Linked DNA regions of Homo sapiens: region 2 is linked to region 1. Evidence: chromatin loops called from intact Hi-C (ENCODE). Cell type or tissue: IMR-90. All regions are shown on one strand. Each heading gives the region's core, and the rest is flanking DNA. Links, peaks and the distances in the headings are about the cores only. Region 1 has its middle 14 kb from the start of CSNK1A1. Region 2 overlaps CSNK1A1 (casein kinase 1 alpha 1).

Region 1 (12,139 bases), core at 3,885-6,384:
CTGTAGCTAAATCTTTGCTGGCATCTAAAATTAAGTGGTTTAGGATATATTTCTAGAAATGCTACTCTTCTTAAAATTCCTTGTATCATAAACAACAATTTCCAATTATGTTTTGATATAGTTTGTGGTGATTAAACCCGTATTCATGGACTATTCAATCTTTTCATTTATCTTTACAGACTTAAAAGAGATTGTTAGGTTTTCTTTTCTGACCAGCATATTGCTCTAAAACTCAATACATTTAATTGTGCAATTCCCCTATTCTCTCTCTCCCCCCAATTTCAAAATCTCAAGAATTTTGCAAGTCTGTTGTTTGCAAGGATGTGCTCATGCTATTAAAAATGTCTGTTTTATGACATAGCTAACAAGACACATTTGTTGCCCATTAGTGAAGCAATTGAGTTCTATAGATTCTTAGATTCGGTGGAAGCAAGCAGCAGGGGGTGGGGTAAAGAGAATGAGTTTCCTGGAAAACAGAATAGATGTCTTCGGAATCAAAACTACAGTGAGCCAAGTATGAGAAAAAGTAATCTCATGTTTTTTTGTTTGTTTTTTTGTTTGTTGTTTTGAGACAGATTTTCACTCTTGTTGCCCAGGCTGGAGTGCAATGGCATGATCTCGGCTCACCACAGCTTCTGCTTCCCAGGTTCAAGTGATTCACCTGCCTCAGCCTCCCAAGTAGTTGGGATTATAAGCATGCGCCACCACGCCCGACTAATTTTGTATTTTTAGTAGAGACGAGGTTCTCCATGATGGTCAGGCTGGTCTCGAACTCCCGACCTCAGGTGATCCGCCCACCTCTGCCTCTCAAAGTGCTGGAATTACAGGCGTGAGCCACCACACCTGGCCTATATTATTCTTAAAAATTATTTTGGGGTGGGAGAAGAGAAACCAAATTATCCCTTTAGTTGGGTATTTAAGGACAGGTTAAATTATGTCAGAAAATGTTATCCTGACCTTAGTCAGGAAATCTGATTTTAATTGTGACTCTACCTTAAATATTTTCCTGGACTTCAATGTTGTAATCTTTTAAAAGATGTCAGATTTTAAGATTGCTTTAAAAATATTGTGCTATTGGTTGGGTGCGGTGGCTCATGCCTGTAATCCCAACACTTTGGAGGGCGAGGGGGCAGATGACTTGAGCTTAGGAGTTTGAGACCAGCCTGGGCAATGTGGTAAAACCCTGTTTGTACTTTCAAAGAAAAAAAAAAATTGTGCCATTTATTGATGATGACTCCTATATTTTGAAGTAGAAAGAAGAAACTAACATACTCTTTGTCTTTTACAGCTTCTTAAAATTCAGATAAAATGTAAAATTCTGACAGGCAGATCTTGACTTGTGCTCTTTAATACTTAAATGTTAGGAAAATCAGATTCTCTAACCGCAAAACATACCAATAGATAGGTAGTTAGAAATTAGAAGATACTGGCCAGGTGCAGTGGCTCACGCCTGTAATCCCAGCACTTTGGGAGGCCAAAGCAGGTGGATCACAAGGTCAGGAGTTCGAGACCAGACTGGCCAACATGGTGAAACCCCTTCTCTACTAAAAATACAAAAATTTGCTGGGCGTGGTGGCAAGCACCTGTAGTCCCAGCTACTCGGGAGGCTGAGGCAGGAGAATTGCTTGAACCTGGGAGGCAGAGGTTGCAGTGAGCCGAGATCACGCCACTACACTACAGCCTGGGCAACAGAGCAAGACTCTGTCTCAAAAAAAAAAAAAAAAAAAAGGCAATAATTATACCTTACTTTTCAGTATAGCTTTCCCTGGGGGTGGGGGAGGGGCATTACTTAAGTGACCTCTGTAAATCTCTTTTAGTCTGAAAAGTCCTTGCATAGATTTTCATAAAGGGAAAACACAAAATGACTTTTACTCTTCAACGTAGTCTAATCCTTGGCAAAGAGTTACTGTGAAATAATGCCGGAGGCTTTAACTCGTTTGTCTGCAATGAACACTCTGCAGTGTAATATATGCAATGCCAGAGATATGTCCTGACAGGGAGGAAATTCAAGTCATCAATGTTCCATCTACTCATTGAAAACATTACTGATAAGGCCAGGACTTGAGAAGCACAAAAAAAGACTAAATGCTGCATTTCGCCTGTGTTTCCTATCCCACTCCCATTACCTTATTCTAATCAGTCTGTCCCGGCAATATTTAGATAATCAAATTGTATTTTAAATTTTCTATTTTAATCACAACAACCATTAATTCCTGGAAATGTGCTGTCATATGTGGCATTTTGGAATATTTGTGTTAGCTATTTTTATTTGGAAGAATTTTATAGTATTTTGGAGTTTCTGCAATTTCTATGTCCCTTTCTTTTCTCAGCCCCTGTTCTCTTCCTCTGCATTGTTCATTAGCAAGGGCATGAAACTGTGCTCCTCGTGACTCATTATTACTCACTATAGTAATCTAACTCTTCTTTGTGAGACTAAATTTGGAAGATGCTTGAGTTGCCATTCCTGAGGAGAGCTGGTCCTAAGAACACATCCTGTTAACTCTTAACTCTCCATGCTGATGCCAGGAAGCACTGATACTTATCACAGAAAATGAACTAACTGCTCCATTTCAGCCTGGCTAAGCCCAACACCACTGCAAAAAGACTTTCTGCAGTGAACAGAGCCAGGGCGCTGAGTAGGGAAAAAAAGAACTTTGGGCAAAAAAAGAACTTTGGGTTTTAGGGCCCTAATCCACAAAGCATAAAAAGTCAGTTTGTATTTATATGGCACTGTATAGTTCATAGAGTATTTTGTGATTCACTGACTTGTGTTTTTCCTGGCCAGTATAAGAGCTAGGTAACTGCAGCTATTGTATCCATCGTAGGTGTGAGGAAGCCAGAGCTTACCCAAGAACACCAGCTTTTATTTTTATTATTTTTATTTATTTATTTATTTATTTTTGAGACGGAGTCTCGCTCTGTCGCCCAGGCTGGAGTGCAGTGGCGCGATCTCGGCTCACTGCAAGCTCCCGGGTTCACGCTATCCTCCTGCCTCAACCTCCCGAGTAGCTGAGACTACAGGGCCCACCCGGCTACCACACCCGGCTAACTTTTTGTATTTTTAGTAGAGACAGGGTTTCACCGTGTTAGCCAGGATGGTCTTGATCTCCTGACCTCGTGATCCGCCCGCCTCGGCCTCCCAAAGCGCTGGGATTACAGGCGTGAGCCACCGCGCCCGGCCAAGAACACCAGCTTTTTGAGAAGGATTCCTTACATTCCACACCACTGTTCTATGATGTATGTCTGTTTACTTTTACAGGGAACATGTCCTGTCCAGAGCTTTCTGCCTGTTCTAGATCTGAATGGGGAGTAAAGTAGCAGAGATTACCTAAGTAGGCTTACATTTGACTTAAATCATCCCCCTCCCCCCTTGGCTCATTTACATAGTTCATCTGCAGCTCAATAAATCTCAATTCTGCCGCTTGGTGTTCCATCAGGGTCTGACTTCCAGTTGTGCCTGAATTCCCACAGTTTTGAGAGTCAGCACCCATCTTCATCGTGTCTGAATCTCAAACCCAGCAGTTCCTGGTGTGCTGTCCAGTTCCTTGATCCAGCTGTCTGATCCCGGTTACTCACCTCTGTCTTCCTGTCCCCACCAGCCATCCTTCCTAGACAATGCTGCTTATTCCTGCTTCATCAGTGTTCATTTCTTCTGCCTCTTCCCTGTCAGATTCTAAAGCCAATTGACCTATTTAAACCTTAGCTACCCACCAGCCTTTCTACACCCTTCTTGCTTCCTGTCAGACTCCGAACCTGATCTGAGCTCCTAAATCTTGCTTCCTTGTGTGTGTTCTGTAGGCCAGGCAAATGATAGACTTAAGACTCTTTCTACTTACCTTCTAGCCCCCTCTAACCTATATGCAAGCCATGTTTTGATGATTTGTGGCTTAGGATTTCAAGTTCTGTCATTCTTCTTAGCCTGTATTTTTTTGTGTCCTACACTGTATCATTGATTGCCATAGCTTCTGCCCTAGTTGATATAGGATATGTGAGAGCACTTTGTTTAGGCCATAAACCTCTTAGAAATATACTCTGCTGCTGTTATTATTAGGCAATTCAAGCCAAAGGTGACTTTCTCTAACCTTCCTGGGGGAGGGAGACAAGCTTTCAGCTGAAATAGAAACTTTACAATTATTGTCCAAAGCCAAAAATAAGAAAGTGTAACAACTATGACACGACCACTTCTGGTATCTTCGTGTAGAAGATTCCTTTTGACAAGGTCATCACTGTAGACTTTCAGATGTGTCATAGGAAACAGATAAAAATTTCTAGATTATTCTAAAGGTTTTAGAACCTTTCTTCTAATCAACGTGAAGATATTGAGTTTGAGTTTTCATCTACACTGATTGATTTTCCCACGCATAGGTAATAATTAGTTTAAATTTTTTTTTTTTTTTTTTTTTTTTTTGAGACAGAGTCACTCTGTCGGCCAGCCTGGAGTGCAGTGGCGCGATCTTGGCTCACTGCAGCCTTCGCCTCCTGGATTCAAGCAATTCTTATGCCTCAGCCTCCTGAGTTGCTGAAATTGTAAACATGCACCAACACGCCTGGCTAATTTTTATATTTTTAGTAGAGATGGACAGGGTTTCGCTGTGTTGACCAGGCTGGTCTTGAACTCCTGTCCTCAAGCAATCCATCTGCCTCAGCCTCCCAAAGTGCTTTAATATTTATACAGTGCTTTATACAATATTAGTCTTACGTATGTTATCTTATATCATAAAAAAATTTCATTGGGAAAATAATTTCATTGTTTTAAATTTTAGATAGGGCAACTTAAGCCCAGATATCTTACTTAACTTGCCCAGGTGCACTAAATGACTCAAGGTTGCATCTTGTACTTGAACTCAAATTTTTCTTACTCCAAAGAACCTGCTTTTTCATTTCTCCCGTTTATGCATCTCAGGACTACAAAACACCCTGGGAAGGAAACTGCTCATCTCTTTCAAGATTAAGGGAAGATATAAAAACAGACATCCTCGGCCGGGCGCGGTGGCTCCCGCCTGTAATTCCAGCACTTTGGGAGGCCAAGGCAGGTGGATCACCTGAGGCCAGGAGTTCGAGGCCAGCCTGACCAACATGGAGAAACCCCGTCTCTACTAAAAATACAAAGTTAGCTGGGCGTGGTGGTGCATGCCTGTAATCCCAGCTACTCAAGAGGCTGAAGCAGGAGAATCGCCTGAACCCAGGAGGCGGAGGTTGCCGTGAACCGAGATCGCGCCATTGCACTCCAGCCTGGGCAACAAGAGTGAAACTCTCTCAAAAAAACAAAACAACTCCCAGACATCCTCTTAGTAGATCCCATGGTATGGCACAGCAAGGTATGTTAATGAACCCATGGCACATCGTGATCTTAATGATTATACAATGCTGCCATCTTGAGGATATGATCAGTAATTGTTATTCTAGCCAGCCTTCTGTGGCCTAGCATCAGGCACAGCCAGAAAGCTGAATCTGGACAGTCAGATGTTAAATACCCAGCAAGGAGCTACAGTCAAGGAGGCCAAAATAACATTTGAGGAGCCAGGCAAGTGTTAGGAGATTGAGCAAACCTGTGGTGCTTTCAGAACAAGGTAAATGAAAAGGACCAAATTAGGGCACATCAATTCATGTATGCAGGATAAGAAAAACGGGGCCTTTTATTTACTCCCAAAGCACCCTGTTCTTCCTTCTAGTATAGTGCCATCTCACTGTATTATAATTGCTATAAACTGGTTTCTCCCAGTGGACCGATGAGCCATGACAGCAGAGAATAAGTCCTGTTATAGTTATATCTGCATTGTGTCCTCAGCATTAGCACACTGGGTAATAAGTATTTAGTAAATATTTTGTGGCTTAATGAGTGACAGGCATAGGCAGCAGGGGACAAAGTCAAAATAATGGCAGAGCCAGTTTTCCAGATTTCCAGATCAGTGCTACTATCTACTATACAACATATATTTATGAATGGGCAAAAGCATACTGGCTACCAAGAGACACTGAAATATACCTAGCCTTTTAGGTGGCCACCAGCAATGATAGCCATGAGGCATGTCTCTAAGGCTGTAAGCACTGGGCTTATTTATTGAATACCACTTTGGACCAGTCACTGCACTAAGTGCCAGGACTGCAATGAAGAACAAAAAAGATAGCCCCAGCCCTTATGAGGTTTACAGCCTAGATCTAGACTATACTACTGATCAGACAGGGCCTTTCATGGTCATCATGACTTGGTGAGGACATGTGATTCCACAATCTGGTCTTAGCTTTGTAATGTCAGAAACTCTAATTTTTTTTTTTTTTTTTTTTTTTTTTTTTTTTTTTGTGAGACAGAGTTTCCCTCTTGTTGCCCAGGCTAGAGTGCAATGGTGCGATCTCTGCTCACTGCAACCTCCGCCTCCCAGGTACAAGCAATTCACCTGTCTCAGCCTGCCAAGTAGCTTGGATTACAGGCATGTGCCACCACGCCTGGCTTTTTTATATTTAGTAGAGACAATGTTTCACCATGTTAGTTAGGCTCATCACGAACTCCTGACCTCAGGTGATCCACCCGCCTTGGCCGCCCAAAGTGCTGGGATTACAGGCCTGCACCACCGTGCCTGGCCCAGAAACTCTATTTTATCTATGGCTTTGGAAGAAGTTTAGACTCATTGAACCTTCAAAAACCCTATGTGGGACAGGCGAGGTGGTTCACACCTGTAATCCCAGCACTTTGGGAGGCTGAGGTGGGTGGATCACCTGAGGTCAGGGGTTCAAGACCAGCCTGGCCAACATGATGAAACCCTGTCTCTACTAAAAATACAAAAATTAGCTGGTCATGGTAGCAGGCACCTGTAATCCCAGCTACTCGGGAGGCTGAGGCAGGAGAATTCACTTGAGCCTGGGAGGCAGAAGTTGCAGTGAGCCAAGATTGTGCCACTGAACTCCAGCCTGGGTGACAGAGCGAGACTGTCTCAACCCCCCCATCCTCCCCCCCAAAAAAACCAACCAAACAACAACAACAACAACAACAAAAAACCTTATGTTGGGGGTATCGTTATCACCCCAGATTTTTATACCCAGCTCACACAAATGAGGAAACTAAGTATTAAGACAGGCTAGTTAACTTGTCCAAAGTTACAAAAGATAGTAAGTGGAGGAGCCAGGACATGAAATTTCAAGTTCACTGTCCTTCCAGTGTGTGACAAGGACCAGTTTATTCACTTGTTAATGGTTATAGCTTTCTCTGTCAATCCAACAGAACCGTTATCTCACTGAGAACTACATGTCATTCTACTCCCCACTTTCAATTTTATATGTATATATGTGTGTACATATATCTCTTCTAATTATATATATAATCATGTCACTTATTCATTAAATACTTCAGTGTATATTTCCCAATAACAAGACGTTTTCTTTATAACTGTATTAATTTATCAAAATCAAGGAATTTAATGTTGATACAATACTATTGTCTAATCCATAGTCCATATTCAGATTTTATTGATTGTCTCAATAATGATTTATATTTTTTACCAGTCCAGGATTCAATTCAGGATCAAACATTGTATTATTTCTTGTCATCTTAATTTCCTTCAATCTGGAATTTTCAGCTTTTATGTTTCTTCATCTTGACATTTTTGAAAACTACAAACCAGTTTTTCTGTAAAACGTCCTTTAATTTGCATTTATTTTGTTTGTACGTGATGAGATTCAGGTTATACTTTTTGGCAGGAATACCTCTGAAATAACATTGTGTCCTTTCCTTTGCATCATATCAAAAATTACATTATGCCAACCCAGCATATCTCAGTATTGATAACATTAGCTTTTATCTTTTGGTTAAGGTGGTGTCCACAAAGTTATTCCACTTCAAAGTTACCATTTCCCCTTTGTTTGTTAATAAGTAATGTGTGGCAAGGTATTTTGAGACTACATAAATATACTGTTCCACACTAAACTTTCACTGTGGCATCCGTTAAGGTTTTTCTAAATATACCACTCCTTCTATATTTATTAGTTGAATTTTACATTCTTCTTCATTTCTTTCTTTATACATCCAGTTATTTATATCAGTATGAACTTATGGATTATTATTTTACTTAATGGATTATAACCTGTTAACGTTTATTTTCGTGGTTAAATTATCCAGATTTGGTCAGTGACAGTCCCTTCAAGCTGACTCCTGTGTCCTTTGGGCTCCTATGTTCTTTTAACATGTCCCCTTAATTCTTTGACACTTTCTTTTCGGCATAAATTGTTTCAGGCCCTTCTTGTACTTTCTCTACCTTAGCCATGGAATCAGCCATTTCTTTGAGGATCCCTGGTTCCTTTTAGTGGAGAGTGGTAGTATTTTAGAAACCAAGATCTGGGTACCAAATGTGTTTATCTCTATTGGTTTGTCATTACTTCTAGGACCTCTTAGCAAACAGATATCTCTTCCTCTCTTTCTCTCTCTCATCAGTTTATATACATCTAATTCCAGTCCAACTTCACAAGGTGCATTCTAGTGTTCTTCTTTTGCACACGTACTTTTTTTTTTCCTTAACAGTCAGAAACCTGATTCTTATTATCCTCTATCTATCTATCTATGGTTCCAGTTATCCTCCCACCTCAGGCTCCTGAGTAGCTGGGACTACAGGTGTGCACCACCACGCCTGGCTAATTTTTTTATTTGTTTATTTTGTAGAGACAGGGTTTCGCCATATTGCCTAGGTTGGTCTTGAACTCCTGTGCTCAAAGAGTACTCCTGCCTTGGCCTCCCAAAGTGCTGTGATCATAGGCATGAGCCACCGTGCCTGGCCAATATACTTGATTAAGCCTAAAATGTACAGAAGATAGATTCATAATTGCTAACCTGTACCTCCGAAAAAGCAAACCTAATTAAAATTCAATATTTATTTATAATGTTTTGAGGTAAAATTTACATACTGAGAAACATACAATGTTAGGTGTGCAATTCTCTGAGCTTTAACAAATGCATGTACCCTTGTATCCCACACCCCTATCAAGATACAATACATTGGCCGCGTGGTGACTGATGCCTGTAATCCCAGCATTTTGAGAGGCCTGAGGTCAGGAGTTCAAGACCAGCCTGGCCAACATGGTGAAACCCCCGTCTCTACCAAAAATACAAAAATTAGCTGGGCATGGCAGCATGTGCCTATAATCTCAGTTACTTGGGAGGCTGAGGCAGGGAGAATCGCTGGCACCTGGGAGGCAGAGGTTGCAGTGACCTGAGATTGTGCCATTACACTCCACTCTGGGCAACAGAGCAAGACTCCATCTCAAAAAAAAAAAAAAAAAAAAAGATACAGTACATTACCATCACTCCAGAAAGTTCCTATAAGTCTTTTCCTAGTCAGTCACTTCCCCATTCAGAGATAACAACTGTTCTGATTTTTTTTTATCATAGATTTGTTTTCCCTATTCTAAAAAATGTGTATGTATATTTATGTGTATGAAATCATATAGTATGTGCTCTTTGTGTCCAGCTTCTTTTGCTCAGCCTAATATATGTGAGATACATTCATGTTGTTGTATACATTAGTAGTTTGTTTCTTTTTTTTGTAAAGTAGTACTTTGTTGTTTGGATGTGACACAGTTTATCCTTTATACTGTAAGTGGATATATAGGTTTTAAAATTTTGGCTATTATAAATAAAGAAAATATATACATTCTTCTACGTGACTTTCTGTGGGCACATGTTTTCATTTATTTTGGTCAAATACCAACTAGTTGAATTGCTGGGTCCTAGTAAGAGAAGTTTCTGTTTATTTTTATTTATTTATTTATTTATTTATTTTTATTTTTGAGATGGAGGTCTTACTCTGTTGACCCAGGCTGGAATGCAGCAGTGCGATCTCTGCTCACTGCAACCTCTGCCTCCCAGGTTCAAGCGATTCTCCTGCCTCAGCCTCCCCAGTAGCTGGGACTACAGGCACCTGTCACCACGCCCGACTAATATTTGTATTTTTAGTAGAGATAGGGTTACATTATTTTGGCCAAGATGGTCTTGAACTCCTGACCTCAGGTGATCTGCCCACCTTGGCCTCCCACAGTGCTGGGATTACAGGTGTGAGCCACCACACCCGGCCTTATTTATTTATTTTGAGATGGAGTCTTGCTCTGTCACCCGGGCTGGAGTGCAGTGGCTCGGTCTTGGCTCACTGCAACCTCCGCCTCCCAGGTTCAAGCGATTCTCTGGCCTCAGCCTCCTACCTGAGCAGCTGGGATTACAGGTGCGCACCACCACGCCCGGCTAATTTTTGTATTTTTAGTTGAGCGAGGGTTTCACTATGTTTGCCAGGCTGGTCTCCAACTCCTGACCTCAGATGATGTGCCCGCCTCGACCTCCCAAAGTGCTGGGATTTCAGGTGTGAGCCACTGCACCTGACCATATGTTTAACTTTATTAGAAACTGCCAAACTTTTTTTCCAAAGTAGGAGTACTGTTTTATATTGGATGTTTTTAGTATTTTTCATGTTTATTCATTCTAATGTGTATGCAGTAGTAATTCCCAGCCAGTACAATAATGCAAGAAAAGATACACAAAGCATAAAAATTAGACAGAATGAAGTGAAATTTTCTCTAGTCACGGATGATATGATTTTGTACATAGGAAATCATGAATTTTTAAAACACCTACTAAAGCTAATAAATGAATTTAGCAAGGTTTCCAGGTACAAGGTCAATATATCTAAATTAGTTATATGTCTCTATACTAGCAACAAACAATTGGAAAATTAAAATTAAAGTTTAACTTATATTACCGGGTGCAGTGGCTCACACCTGTAATCCCAGCACTTTGGGAGGCCGAGGTGGGTGGATCACCTGAGGTCAGGAGTTTGAGACCAGGCTGACCAACATGGTGAAACCCCATCTCTACTAAAAAAAATACAAAATTAGATGGGCATGGTGGTGGGCACCTGTAATCACAGCTACTCAGGAGGTTGAGGCAGGAGAATCGCTTGAACCCAGGAGGCGGAGGTTGCAGTGAGCCGAGATCCTGCCATTGCACTCAAGCCTGGACAACAAGTGCGAAACTCCGCCTCAAAAAAAAAAAAAAAGTTTGGCCAGGCGCGGTGGCTCACACCTGTAATCCCAATACTTTGGGAGGCAGAGGTGGGCGGATCACGAGGTCAGGAGTTCAAGACCACCCTGGCCAATATGGTGAAACCCCGTCTCTACTAAAATTACAAAAATTAGCTGGGCGTGGTGGTGTGCACCTGTAGTCCCAGCTACTTGGGAGGCTGAGGCAGAAGAATCGCTTGAACCCGGGAGGCGGAGGTTGCAGTGAGCCCAGATCACACCAGTGCACTCCAGCCTGGGTGACAGAGCAAGACTCCATCTCAAAAAAAAAAAAAGTTTAACTTACATTGTACACAAAAATAAAGATGTTTAATTGGCTAGATTTTGTTTTGTTTTTGATTTTTTTGAGATGGAGTTTCACTCTTGTTGCCCAGGCTGGAGTGCAGTAGCACAATCTTGCCTCACTGCAACCTCTGCCTCCCAGGTTCAAGTGATTCTCCTGCCTCAGCCTCCCAAGTAGCTGGGATTGCAGGCATGCGCCACCACGCCCAGCTAATTTTTTGTATTTAGTAGAGATGGGGTTTCACCATGTTGGTCAGGCTGGTCTGGAACTCCTGATCTCAGGTGATCCACCCACCTCAGCATCCCAAAGGGCTGGGATTACAGGCATGAGCCACCGCGTCCGGCCAAGTTTTGTTTTGTTTTGTTTTGCTTCGTTTTGAGACAGAGTCTCTCTCTGTCACCCAGGCTGGCATGCAGTGGCACGACCTCGGCTCACTGCAACCTCTGCCTCCTAGGTTCAAGCAATTCTTGTGCCTCAGCCCCCTGAGTAGCTGGGATTACATACAAAAATAAAATTTTAGGGAATCAACAAAAGTTGAGTATGACCTCTACACTGAAAACTATAAAACTTTGCTGAGAGAAATTAAAGAAGACCTACGTAAATGGGGATACAGTGCACGTTTATGGATTGGAAGACTCAAAAAAGTGTTAAGGTGTCATTTATCACCAAATTGATCCACAGATTAAATTCAATCCTAATCAAAATCACAGTAGGCTATTTAAAAATAGAAATTGACAACGTGGGCCAGGCACAGTGGTGCATGCCTGTAAACCTAACACTCTGGGAGACCGAAGCAGGAGCACTACT
Region 2 (12,139 bases), core at 4,225-6,724, 78 kb before region 1:
ATTTCCAACCCCTTATTTTGGGAGAACTGAAAACCATTTTCGCCCTGCTTTCTGATCTAAATCCCAATTAACATGAGAAATATTAAGACAATAGGGTTAAGAGTGAAGAAATCTGGAGGGCACAGCGGCCGACACCTGAAATCCCAGCATATTGGGAGGCCGAGGCAGGGGAAGATGGCTGAGCCCAGGTGTTTGAGATCAGGCAGGGCAACATAGGGAGACCTCTGTCTCTACATTAAAAAAAAAATAATAAAAATTTTAAAAACCAGCCAGGCATGGGGGTGCACACCTGTAGTCCCAGCTACTTGGGAGGCTGAGGTGGGAAGATTAACTTGAGCCCAGGATGTCAAGGCTGCAGTGAGCTGTGATTATGCTACTGCACTCCAGCCTGGGCAACAAAGTGAGACCCTGTCTCTTAGGGAAAAAAAAGGGTGAAGAAACCACTAAATTGTTTTATGGCCTTAATGCAGTCAGTTCCGCCTTTCTGAGCCAGTGTCCTCAATAGCAGAGTGTTGAAGCATATTTTAAAATGTACATTTAAAAGATGCAGTCTTGTCCTAATGTTTTATGATCTTGAATGTCCCTTCCAGGAATAACATTTTTAGACTCTTTGCTATTTTTCAATGCCAAAATCTTGTGTCCTCCACGCTTCTCTCACCCCCAGCTATGTCCCCCTGGAGAGAAATGAACACATCTTTGGGTGAAACACACGCTCAGTTTATGACCTATGCCTATAGATTTACAAGTTCTTTTCTGGTTGGAAGTCACCTCACCGCCCCCACCTGCACACCCCAAGGTTGTCTTAGCTATAGCTAAGCTGCCTTCCCCCATGAGTCTATCACTAAAAAAAATAGTCACTAAGCATCTGCAACTCATGTGCCCTTCCTCAAGCATTAGGAGTAAAGATGAATGAAGTCCGGCCTTGGGGAGCTTTGTCTGGTCAGAAGGAAACACGTTTGAGTAATTGCAGAAATACAATTGCAAAATCTGGCTAGGAAAGCGCGGCAGTGAAGGCGCAGAGGAGGCACAGACCAGCTTTTCTCGTGGTGTGGGAAACTTCCCAGAGACGTTTGAATTGGCTTTTGAACAAAGAGGCAGATTGGAGAAAGTGGAAGGCATTTCTAGCACAGAGAAACATATGAAGGCAAGATGGCACAATGAATCCTGGGAATTGCGAGTGTATCTGGAGCGTACTGTGTGGGATGGAAATTGGGGCTGGGAATAGAAGCCAAGAGATAAATTTGGATAGCTTGGTAAACAGGGAACAGATCACGGAATTTGGTCATTATCCTGAAAGCAGTGGGGGTGGGAAGGGGCACATTCAAGAATCATATGGAGAATGAAGCTTAGATAAGAGCTACTTCAAGTGTTCAGGCAGCCAGGCGCAGTGGCTCACGCCTGTAATCCCAGCACTTTGGGAGGCCAAAATGACCAGATCACCTGAGGTCAGGAGTTCAAGACCAGCCTGGGCAACATGGCAAAACCCCATCTCTACTAAAAATACAAAAATTAGCCGGGCATGGTGGTGGGCACCTGTAATCCCAGCTACTCGGGAGGCTGAGGCAGGAGAATCACTTGAACCCGGGAGGCAGAGGTTGCAGTGAGCCGAGATGATGCCACTGTATTCCAGCCTGGGTGGCGAATGAGACTCTGTTTCAAACAAACAAAAAAAAGAGTTCAGGTAAGCGATAGTAAAGGGCAAATTCAAGGAAACAGTGAGATGGACTTGATAGAGGAGTCAAGGGTGGCTCCCAGGTGTCCTGCTCGTCCATGCATAGAAGGAAGGGCAGGTTTAGAGAGGCAAGATAGTAGATTCATTTGTAGACATAGTGAGTCAACTGGGATAATTAGCTAGCCATTTCAAAGCATGGATTTGGAATTCAAGTTGCACAAGAGCCTGAGGTGAAAGTTTATATGTCAAATAACTAGAGCACACAGTGTAACCAAAGTGACAAGCCACCTTAAGAGTGGGCTGTATTCTAGAGCCAGCTGTTAAACAGACCCAAATAAGTTCTTGAGTCATCTTCCATGTTCTTTTGGGAAGCAAAAGTCTTTTGGGAAGCAAAAGAAGAGATGGCAAGTTCTTGAGCAACAGACAAGCCTAAGAAAACACTGCAGTTTTAAAGTCTGCATGAGTAGGGAGCAGTGGCTCACGCCTGAAATCCCAGCATTTTGGGAAGCTGAGGTGGGCGGATCACCTGAGGCCAGGAGTCCGAGACCAGCCTAGCCAACATGGCGAACCCCCATCTCTACTAAAAATACACAAAAAAACTAGCTGGGCGTGGTGGCGGGCACCTGTAATCCCAGCTACTTGGGAGGCTGAGGCAGGAGAATCGCTTGAACCGGGGAGGCAGAGACTGCAGTGAGCCGAGATCACACCATTGCACTGCAGCCTGGGCAGCAAGAGTGAAACTCTGCCTCAAATAATAATAATAATAATAAAGTCTGCATGAAGGTCAGCAAGAATTAGAGAAAAAAGGAAAGTTGGGCTGGGCATGATGGCTCAAGCCTGGAATCCCAGTGCTTTGGGAGGCCAGCAGTTCAAGACCAGCCTGGGTAACACGGCAAGACCATCTTAAAAAAAAAAAAAAAAAGAAGAAGAAGAAGAAGAAAAAATTACCCAGCCATGGTGTTGCATACCTGAGGCAGGATTGGTTGAGGCCAGGGGTTAGAGACTGCAGGGAGCTCTGATGGTGCTACTGCACTCCAGCATGGGTGATAGAGCAAGACCCCATCTCCAAAAATAATTGAAGTTGTTAGATTTAGGCCTGAAACACTGGGCTTTTGAAAACATACTTTTAAAACAAAATAAGAACTGTGTTCAGTGGTGTGTGCCTGTAGTCCCAGCTACTTGGGATGCTGAGGCAAGAGGATCACTTGAGGTCAGGAGTTGCAGGCTTCAGTGTATTTTTATGATCACACCTGTGAACAGCCACTGCACTCCAGTCTGGGCAATATAGTAAGACCCCATCTCTTAAAAAAAAAAAAAAAAAGAGAAAAGGCCGGGCACGGTGGCTCATGCTTGTAATCCCAGCACTCTGGGAGGCCGAGGCAGGCAGATCACCTGAGGTCAGGAGTTCGAGACCAGCCTGACCAAGATGGTGAAGCCCCATCTCTACTAAAAGTACAAAATTAGCTGGGTGTGGTGGCTCATGCCTGTAATCCCAGCTACTTGGGAGGCTGAGGCAGGAGAATCACTCGAACCTGGGAGGCGGAGATTGTGGTGAGCCGAGATCACACCATTGCACTCCAGCCTGGGCAAGAAGAGTGAAATTCCTTCTCAAAAAAAAAGCCCTAGACCAAGTATTAATAAAATTCCTTTTACAGTTAAGATGAGGATTACAGTTCTATTTTCAAGAAAGTGGGCTTTCTTGAAAAAGGGGACTTTTGCTAATTCCTTTTGGGGTTATTCTGGTTAATAGGCCACTTTAAAGCTCTGAATCTATGGCCCGGCATGGTGGCTCACGCCTGTAATCCCAGCACTTTGGGAGGCCAAGGCGGGTGGATCACGAGGTCAGGAGATCGAGACCACCCTGGCTAACACAGTAAACCCTGTCTCTACTAAAAATACAAAAACATTAGCTGGCTATGGTGGCACGCGACTGTAATCCCAGCTACTCGGGAGGCTGAGGAAGGAGAATCACTTGAACCCTGGAGGCAGAGGTTGCAGTGAGCTGAGATCACACCACTGCATTCCAGCCTGGGTGACAGAGCAAGACTCCATCTCAAAAATAAAATAAAATAAAAAGCTCTGAATCTACAATTGGCATGTGGGTAAAACAAAACAATTTTTTTTTTTTTGCATAGGTTCAAGATAGATGTGACCTGACAACAGATCTTGAATAAGAGATAGCAGGGGTTTTTTGTTTGTTTGTTTTTTGAGATGGAGTCTCGCCGCTCTGTTGCCCAGGCTGGAGTTCAGTGGCACCATCTTGGCTCACTGCAACCTCTGCCTCCCAGGTTCAAGTGATTCTCCTGCCTCCCTCCACCTTCTGGGTAGCTGGGATTTCAGGCACCCACCACCATACCCGGCTAATTTTTGTATTTTTAGTAGACAGGTTTCACCATGTTGGCCAGGCTGGTCTCAAACTCCTGGCCTCAAGCAATCCACCCGCCTTGGCCTCCCAAAGTGCTGGGATTACAGGCATGAGCCACCATGCCTGGCCAATAGTAGGGTTTTAACTGACCACAAATCTGGGTCAAAACTGCTGAAAGAAAGCGAATACTATCCTGATGTACATTAATATTCAACAGCAGTTTTACTGGTCACCTTTTTATGCTAGACTCTATGAGTACAAGGGGAAAGGGAGATATGGCCTTTGCCTTAAAAAAAAAAAACAAAAAAAACCTTACTCTCTTCTCCTTATTTTTCGAGATGGGGGTCTCACTCTTTTGCCCAGGCTGGGGTGCAGTGGCACAATCATGGGTCATTGCAGCCTCAACCTCCCGGGCTCAAGTGATCCTACCATCTCAGCCTCCTGAGTAGCTGGGACTACAGGCACACACCACCATGCCAGGCTAATTTCTGTATTTTTTGTAGAGATGGGGTTTTGTCATGTTGCCCAGCCTAGTTTTGAACTCCTAAGCTCAAGCAATCCACCCACCTCAGCCTCCCAAAGGGCTGGGGTTACAGGTGTGAGTCATCATGCCTGGTCCTCTCTTCTCTTCCTTATTCCTATGCCACCAACACAGAGATATTGCCCCCCAAAAGTCAAACAGCTGTTGGTCATTTATGGGAAAGTTGCAATGCTAAACCCTCAGCAGATGGGCAGGTTATTTCTTGCTATGTTTATGCATTTCCTAGCAACAGGGGACTGCATGGCTTGTTTTCCTATGTGACAAGCCCTGAAAACCAGGCAAGGAGCCAGTGGAGAGTCATCTGAGTTTACAGCCTGAGGTTCTGCCTTCCTGGAAGATCTAGCCTAGATACCTGAGGGTACAAACAGCCAGAGACTGCTTCTGTACACACTCAACTTTCTCTAAAATAGTACATACAATTTGTGAGCAAGAACATTAGAAGGAACTACATACCTATCCTCTTCCCCACATCTTTAAACTTCCTTTGCAAATAGATGGGGGCTGAGTAGTTCTGGCCAATAAACTACGTAACAGTGGTATGTGTGTGTGTCACTTCCCAGCTCAGCCAGTTCATTGCTGGTGTGCCTCTCTGCTGCGTCAGTCTGGAAGGCCTCAAGTTCCAGATGGTGTTGTCAGAAGATTGAAGGCAGGTTACTTGGCTCACATTAGGGAGAAAGACATTTTGCATAAAGCCATTATTCAAGAGTTTGTCATTAAGTACCATGACTAATAAACAATACAGCTTTCTCCTTGACTTCTTCATAAGACATGACTAACTTTCTGGATGTCCTCCTTTGTGACTACTCCCATTCTTCTCCAGTATTTAATCATTCTTTAGCTTCATATCCCTCAGAGTTCTGTGTTCAGCCCTCACTTCCACATCAATACCCTCAGGCTGGAAGAATTCACATAGCTCTGCAACTTCACCTATCACTCCTGGAATAAGAACTCTCAAACTTGCATGTCTGGCTTTAGGCACTTCTCTTCTTACCCCACACCTGGGAAATGTGTGGCTTCCTAGATTCATGATATGTGATTTTGAAGTCCTGCTAAGATACATAAAACAGATTTCTCTCCTAATTTTACATTTTCTCTTAATCCAGCTGGGGTTGAGAGGCAGGCCCTGATTGTAGGGTTTTCCAGTTTCTCACCACAGCTAATTTCAAGCTACCATGTCACCAAATGTACAGTTGGGAAGAAATGAGCAGTTTTTATAAGCTAAGACATGCCTTCAGCTCTCCACTGTCTGGGGCAAGTCCTGTGGTATTTGACTTCATTCCATACTCACGACTAGCAGCAGATTGACAGCCTGGTGATTACTCCCCCTTTATAGATGAGGATACTGAAACAAATAATAGGTCTTGCACCAGATCCCTTCCCAGTTCATTCTGCCACCCATTCAGTCTCATTCTCGTTTGCCAGTGGCTCTTCAAACTTTATTGCACACCAGAATCACCTGGGGATGGCCAGGATGGAGGGTTTCTTCTTAAAACACAGATTACTAGACTCCAGCCCGAGTTCCATTCAGTGGGTCTGTGGCAGGGCATAAGAATGTGCATTTCTAACAAATACGCAGACAACGCTGGTGCTGCTGGTTCTGGAATCATACTTAAAATCACTGCCCCATGCCTAGAGTAGCAGTTCAGTGGCCAAAAGTGTACCAGTTGGGTTCTTTCCTAGCCCTGCCACTAAAAAGCTCTGTGACCTTGAATGGGGAATTTTTCCAAAGGAAGACCAGAGCTTCAAGAGTCAACCATTTCACTGTTTACTTTCCATGCATCACCATTTTCTTCTCATTTCTCTAAGCTTGTCACCACTCCAAACATAGTATCCAGGGACAAAAAAGCACAGAGTAAGGTATCTCCAGATTTTGCAAGCAGCAAAGTCCTCCTATTAGGCTTGATATTCTCCTGGGTGACAATGCACATTTGAATGTGACTTTATAAAAAGGCACAGGCAATCATTCAGAGTAAAATTAATGTACAGTGCTTTCCTTCCTGATGTCCAGTTATAAATATATGACATTTTCCTTTAAGGACAGAAACTGCAGATAGGGGCATTTAAAAAGACATTAAGGCTGGGTGCAGTGGCTCACACCTGTAATCCCAACACTGTGGGAGGCTGAGACAGGAGGATGGCTTGAGCCCAGGAGTTTGAGATCAGCCCAGGCAACAGAGAGATCCCGTCTCTAAAAAAATAAATAGCTGGGTATGGTGGTGCGCACTTGTAGTCCCAGCTACAGCTACTTGGAAGGCTGAGGCAGAGGAATGCTTGAGCCCAGGAGGTTGAGGCTGCTGTGAGCCATGATCATGCCACTGCACTCTAAACTGGGCAACAGAGTGAGACCCTGTTTCAAAAAAAAAAAAAAAAAAGCAAGATAGATTTATCCCATATGAGCAGATTATCAGCCTTAGAATCCAAACTTTCAATATGTAATGGAAACCAGTGAGTCTTTACCACCAATTTATGAGGTTGTTATTGAAGCAACTGTTAGCATGAGGAACAAGACTTTTTAGAGGGTTAGACTTGGTGTGATGGCATGAAGAACTTGTTTTCTGACTCCCTACCACTGATCAGAAAATTGAGGCCGGGTGCAGTGGCTCACACCTGTAATCCCAGCACTTTGGGAGGCCAAGGTGGGCGGATTGGCTGAGCACAGGAGTTTGAGACCAGCCTGGGCAACACGGCAAAACCCTGTCTTCCCTAAAAATACAAAAAAATTAGCCGGCTGTGGTGGTGCGTGCCTGGAATCCCGGCTACTCGGGAGGCTGAGGCACGAGAATCGCTTGAACCCGGAGGTGGAGATTGCAGTGAGCCAAGATCCAGCCTTTGTCTCAAAAAAAAAAAAAAAAAATTATACTCTCAGGGCTGCTACCTGCCCTAAAAACCATCTTATTTCCCCCCACATTTCCCAAAAGTTGGGTTTATGCTTGCTGCTTGAATGTTTTTACTTATCATCTTCTGTCCCTAACATTTAGTATCATTTATGATCTCACTTTTGTTCAATCTCCTCCTTGGTGGCATTGCAAGGATTTGCAGACCAATAAAACTGTCATTGGATAGGGTCACGGCTGGATTGAACATTTCTTACCCTATATACTTCATTATTTCAACTTTTGGTTAAAATGTTTGTGACTGAGGGCATTCTCATTATCGAACCCACGTGAACCTTCGACACTTTCTATGCCACTCATTTGGCTCTGTGCTAAGGAATGGGTGCTCTCTGTTGGCTGAAATCATTCATGTGGGTGTGTTTTGCTACCATTCCTCCAAGACGAGGAGTCTTCACCGTCTGCCGAAACCTTACTCAACCTTTTTTTTTTTTTTGAGACGGAGTTTCCCTCTTGTTGCCCAGGCTGGAGTGCAATGGTGCCATCTTGGCTCACCGCAACCTCCACCTCCTGAGTTCAAGAGATTCTCTTGCCTCAGCCTCTTGAGTAGCTGGAATTAGTCATGCGCCACCACGCCCAGCTAATTTTGTAATTTTAGTAGAGACAGGGTTTCTCCATGTTTGGTCAGGCTGGTTTCAAACTCCCGACCTCAGGTGATCCGTCCGCCTCGGCCTCCCAAAGTGCTGGGATTACTACAGGCGTGAGGCACCGCGCCCGCCCTACTCATCCTTTCAGATGCAATTCATAGATTATTTTCTCTGGTCTCCATCTGCCCCATGAGTACTGTATCTGTAACACCCTATGTTGCATATAGGTCCATTTGAATTGTCACCCCTGAATTCCCAGGGACTAGCACAGTGCCTGGCATTTAAAAACTCAATTCCTATTACTGTTTGTATAGGAATTGCACTTTGTCATAGGCTAAAAAAAATCATGCATGCCATTATAGAAAACTCAGTAATGTATGCTTCACAATTTTGCAGGGTACAGGATGGTCAATGATTTTAAAAACTATCTCAAATATTTAGTTTCACTTCTTTTGGCACAAAAAACAAAAAAAAATTGGTTTTACTGTCTAAACGGAGATTAAAACATTATGCTGTTAACGGAGTTACATACGTTAGCACGGTGCAAACCAGTTTTGCAATAAAAAATATTTACTTAGCAACCGTTAAAAGCAGTTTCTAAAAATATCCACCTCCACCCTTTCTTCTGATCCTAAATATCTAATGCAGCATTTTATCACCAAGATGTGTGCCGCTGTCCATTGGCATACAGAGCCAATGGCAGGCTGCCTGAAATCCACGGGAATTGTTTCCAACAGTTATTCAAACTATTTTGCTTCTCTGAATTAGCAGCATTGAAGACTTAATATGGTGATGATGAGAAAAGGCTACATTTTTTTTACCTAAGACATTCTGTTCCATAAATGACAGGCTATAAAAGTACTACAGAACTATGAGAAAGAACACCCTGTCAATGAATACACTGGTATATTAGAACAATCTATATAAACTTAGGTACACGGAAATGCTCTAAAAGTGTAAAAATATTCACAACTTCAAGCAAAAATAACTTGGTCAAGTTTGGTTTTATGTAGCAGACTGCAAATCTAATTAATGCATTCCACTCTTGTAGATATAATGTATCTTAAATCCAAATACAATTTTAGTCAAGTTTTAAGGTGATTTTTAGAAAAAAGTCAATTTTTAATAAGACCATGAAGCAACAAGACTGGCCTTTTTTTTTTTTTTTTTTTTTTTTTGCTATCATCAACACACTGATGAAGTATTGATGATAACTAGGTAAGGGTTGGCTAATAAATGCATTATATTAAAAAACTGCTCTGGCATAAATGTGCCACTAGAAAACATATATTACCTCTAAATATGAGTAGTACTATTTGGCCTGGGTTCTAGTCTTGCTTGGGGAGCTTGACCACATCTGCACATCTTTTTGGGCTTCATATTCATTAACTGGTGTCGAAAAGACAAAAGAAAATGAGCTCTAGCATTTGGCTCTAAATATGGATTCTACTAATGAGCCACAAAATGACCAAACATGTCAGTGGATAAATTAGTAAAAAGCCTGATCATTTGCCCCTTTCTCTCCTGGACCTGCATATTTTGTGGAGTGCTCCTATATTTTAGTGAATAGATGAGGGGTGAAGGGAGTTTAATGACTCCTAAGGAATGGCAAACCTTTGCTATTTGAAGGCCAAAGGATCAAGACACCAGCGCAGCCTTGTAGGACACACACAATTACTTCTTTTTTTGAGACAGTCTCGCTCTGTCGCCTAGGCTGGAGTGCAGTGGCTCACTGCAACCTCTTGCCTCCTGGGTTCAAGACTCTCCTGCCTCAGCCTCCTAAGTAGCTGGAATTACAGGTGCGTGCCACCACGCCCAGCTAATTTGTGTGTGTGTGTGTGTGTGTATATATATATATATGTATTTTTTTTAGTAGAGATGGGGTTTCACCATGTTGGTAAGGCTGGTCTTGAGCTCCTGACCTCATGATCGTGATCCACCTGCCTCAGCCTCCCAAAGTGCTGGGATTTACAGACCTGAGCCACCATACCAGGCCCACAATTACTTTCAAAACATACACAAAGTACTGTCCTGCCTCTTAAAGTCATTCCCTCATACTTTCACTAAAGGCCCTTACTCCATTCTGCCTGTTCACATCCCCCTGCCACCCCAATCCCCAGCACTATCACATAGCAGCCTTTTGCATATGGCAGAATCAGTTTCCATCTGGTGGATGTAATGAAAAATTCATGACTAGACTGGAAAATTACTATTAAAATTTCCCAGATTTTCATGTAAATTAAAAAATACTAAAAAAAATACTCTGCAATCTACTGAGATTAACATATTTCTAAGCACTTCAAAGATATCCTTATCCCACTGTTATACCAGTGGACACATCTTGTTTTATTACTGTCACTCCTATTTTCTTTAACACCCTAAACAATTAAGTACATCTATATTCTCTAATCAGATATATGTCAAATAGTAAATTAGAAAATGCTACAAAGAAAGAACCAAGTTACTCCAAACATTTTACTTAAGGCTCTGTAAGACTGCTTTTTAACTTACTGGGTGTCGATACAGGGAAGCTACTCATTGCCTTTGTCTTTTAAAGTGCCTAGATCTTAGTTCAAAAATGCTCCAAGAATAAAAATGTTTGTTTGTGTAAAGTTGACGACAGATGCAGAAACTATCCATTTGCTTATTATAGATGGGCTCTGCCCTGCCCAAGTTTGAGGGGGTAAGGGAGGCAATATAAGCACACAATACTTTTTTTTTTTTTTTTTTTTTTGAGACAGAGTCTCGCTCTGTCGCCTAGGCTGGAGTGCAGTGGCTCAGTCTCGGCTCACTGTAGCCTTTGCCTCCTGGGTTCAAGTAATTCTGCCTCAGCCTCCCAAGTAGCTGGGACTACAGGCGTGCACTACCATGCCCGGCTAATTTTGCATTTTTAGCAGAGATGGGGTTTCACCATGTTAACCAGGCTGGTCTCAAACTCCTGACCTCAAGTGATCCGCCCACCTGGGCTTACCAATGTGCTGGAATTACAGGCGTGAGCCACAGCACTCAGCCAAGCACCCAATATTCTAATTCCAAAATTTTTAGATCTGAATTAAGCACACTCCATTTATAGTCAATTTAATTTTGAAACCGAAAAGACTCTACAACACATCTATGTTGAAAACAGCTGCAATTTAAGAAATCTTAGTTGCCCAACCTTCCAGTCATTCTGGATTTTAAATCTTTCCAGACTGCCACCCTATTTGATATATACTTTTATGTAAGATATTTAGACACTATAAACTACTTTGAAAGGGGAAACTTAAGGTCTTATAGCACTCAAGCCTGGGCGACAGTGCGAGACCCTGTCTCAAAAAAATAAATAAATAAAGTAAGGGAATATAACTATCTTCCCTCCAACTCTGTGCTTTGGTATCCTTATATGCAAAATGGAGACAGGATGTACTTCACAGGGCGCTGATTAGGCAAATACATGTAAAGCACTTAGAATAGTGCATGACACTCAGCAAATGATGGCTAATACTATCAATCTCTGGGTTTAAAAGGGTGATATAACAAGAGGAGCACCATGGCTTAACTGCATGAAAGCAAGAAAATCAGGTTGAGGTCTTGGCTCTATAAAGCTTACCAATTACCAACATGCCTTGCCTTGGGCAGCCCCACTCTTTTCTGAAACAGTTAACTGTTTCTTATTACTGTTATGAGGAATAAAAGAGATGACATATATTAAGGATTCTGAAAACTAGTTTGCAAAATGGTGATTTTTCTAACACATAAAATCCTTTCACCTTAAATTAGCTGACATTCAAGTTAGAGCTTTCTCTTCTCTCCATTTTTAAGTCAACATGGAATCATGGTATCTTATTCAGTGAGTTGTAACGTTGCTACCAGTTTATTTTGATAATTGACACAGATTTAGCAAGTATAATCCTTCAAGTGGCTCCTGTGCCCTTTTGACATGTATCCACCTTTTTGTTGTTGTTGAGACGGAGTCTCACTGCAACGCCCAGGCTGGAGTGCAGTGGCACGATCTCAGCTCACTGCAACCTCCATCTCCCGGGTTCAAGCGATTCTTCTGCCTCAGCCTCTTGAAAAGCTGGGATTACAGGCGCCCGCCACCAC

The links. Hi-C counts contacts between places; a loop is a spot of excess contacts. Peaks named below come from ENCODE experiments on the same cell type or tissue, not always from the same donor. Only the 100,000 strongest peaks of a DNase experiment are listed, where the experiment ranks them.
Region 2: a loop joins it to region 1, with 2.4 times the contacts of the local background. A loop is called at or near these places in 22 of 110 quality-filtered maps.

The regions. Positions count from the first base shown.
Region 1 is chr5:149,559,565-149,571,703 of GRCh38, forward strand. It overlaps a transcript of ARHGEF37 not described here. Among named protein-coding and RNA genes, the nearest start is that of CSNK1A1, 14 kb to the left of the region's middle. In IMR-90, for the core only: a CTCF peak has its summit at 5,365 (motif pointing left); DNase peaks (open chromatin) are centred at 4,157 and 5,347; H3K27ac peaks cover 1,019 bases.
Region 2 is chr5:149,481,089-149,493,227 of GRCh38, forward strand. It overlaps CSNK1A1 (casein kinase 1 alpha 1), which reads right to left. Exons shown (of 10, transcript NM_001892.6): 10 at 11,894-12,139. It also overlaps LOC124901105. Among named protein-coding and RNA genes, the nearest start is that of MIR145, 57 kb to the left of the region's middle. In IMR-90, for the core only: no CTCF peak of the experiment used is centred there; DNase peaks (open chromatin) are centred at 4,853, 5,173 and 5,863; H3K27ac peaks cover 2,500 bases.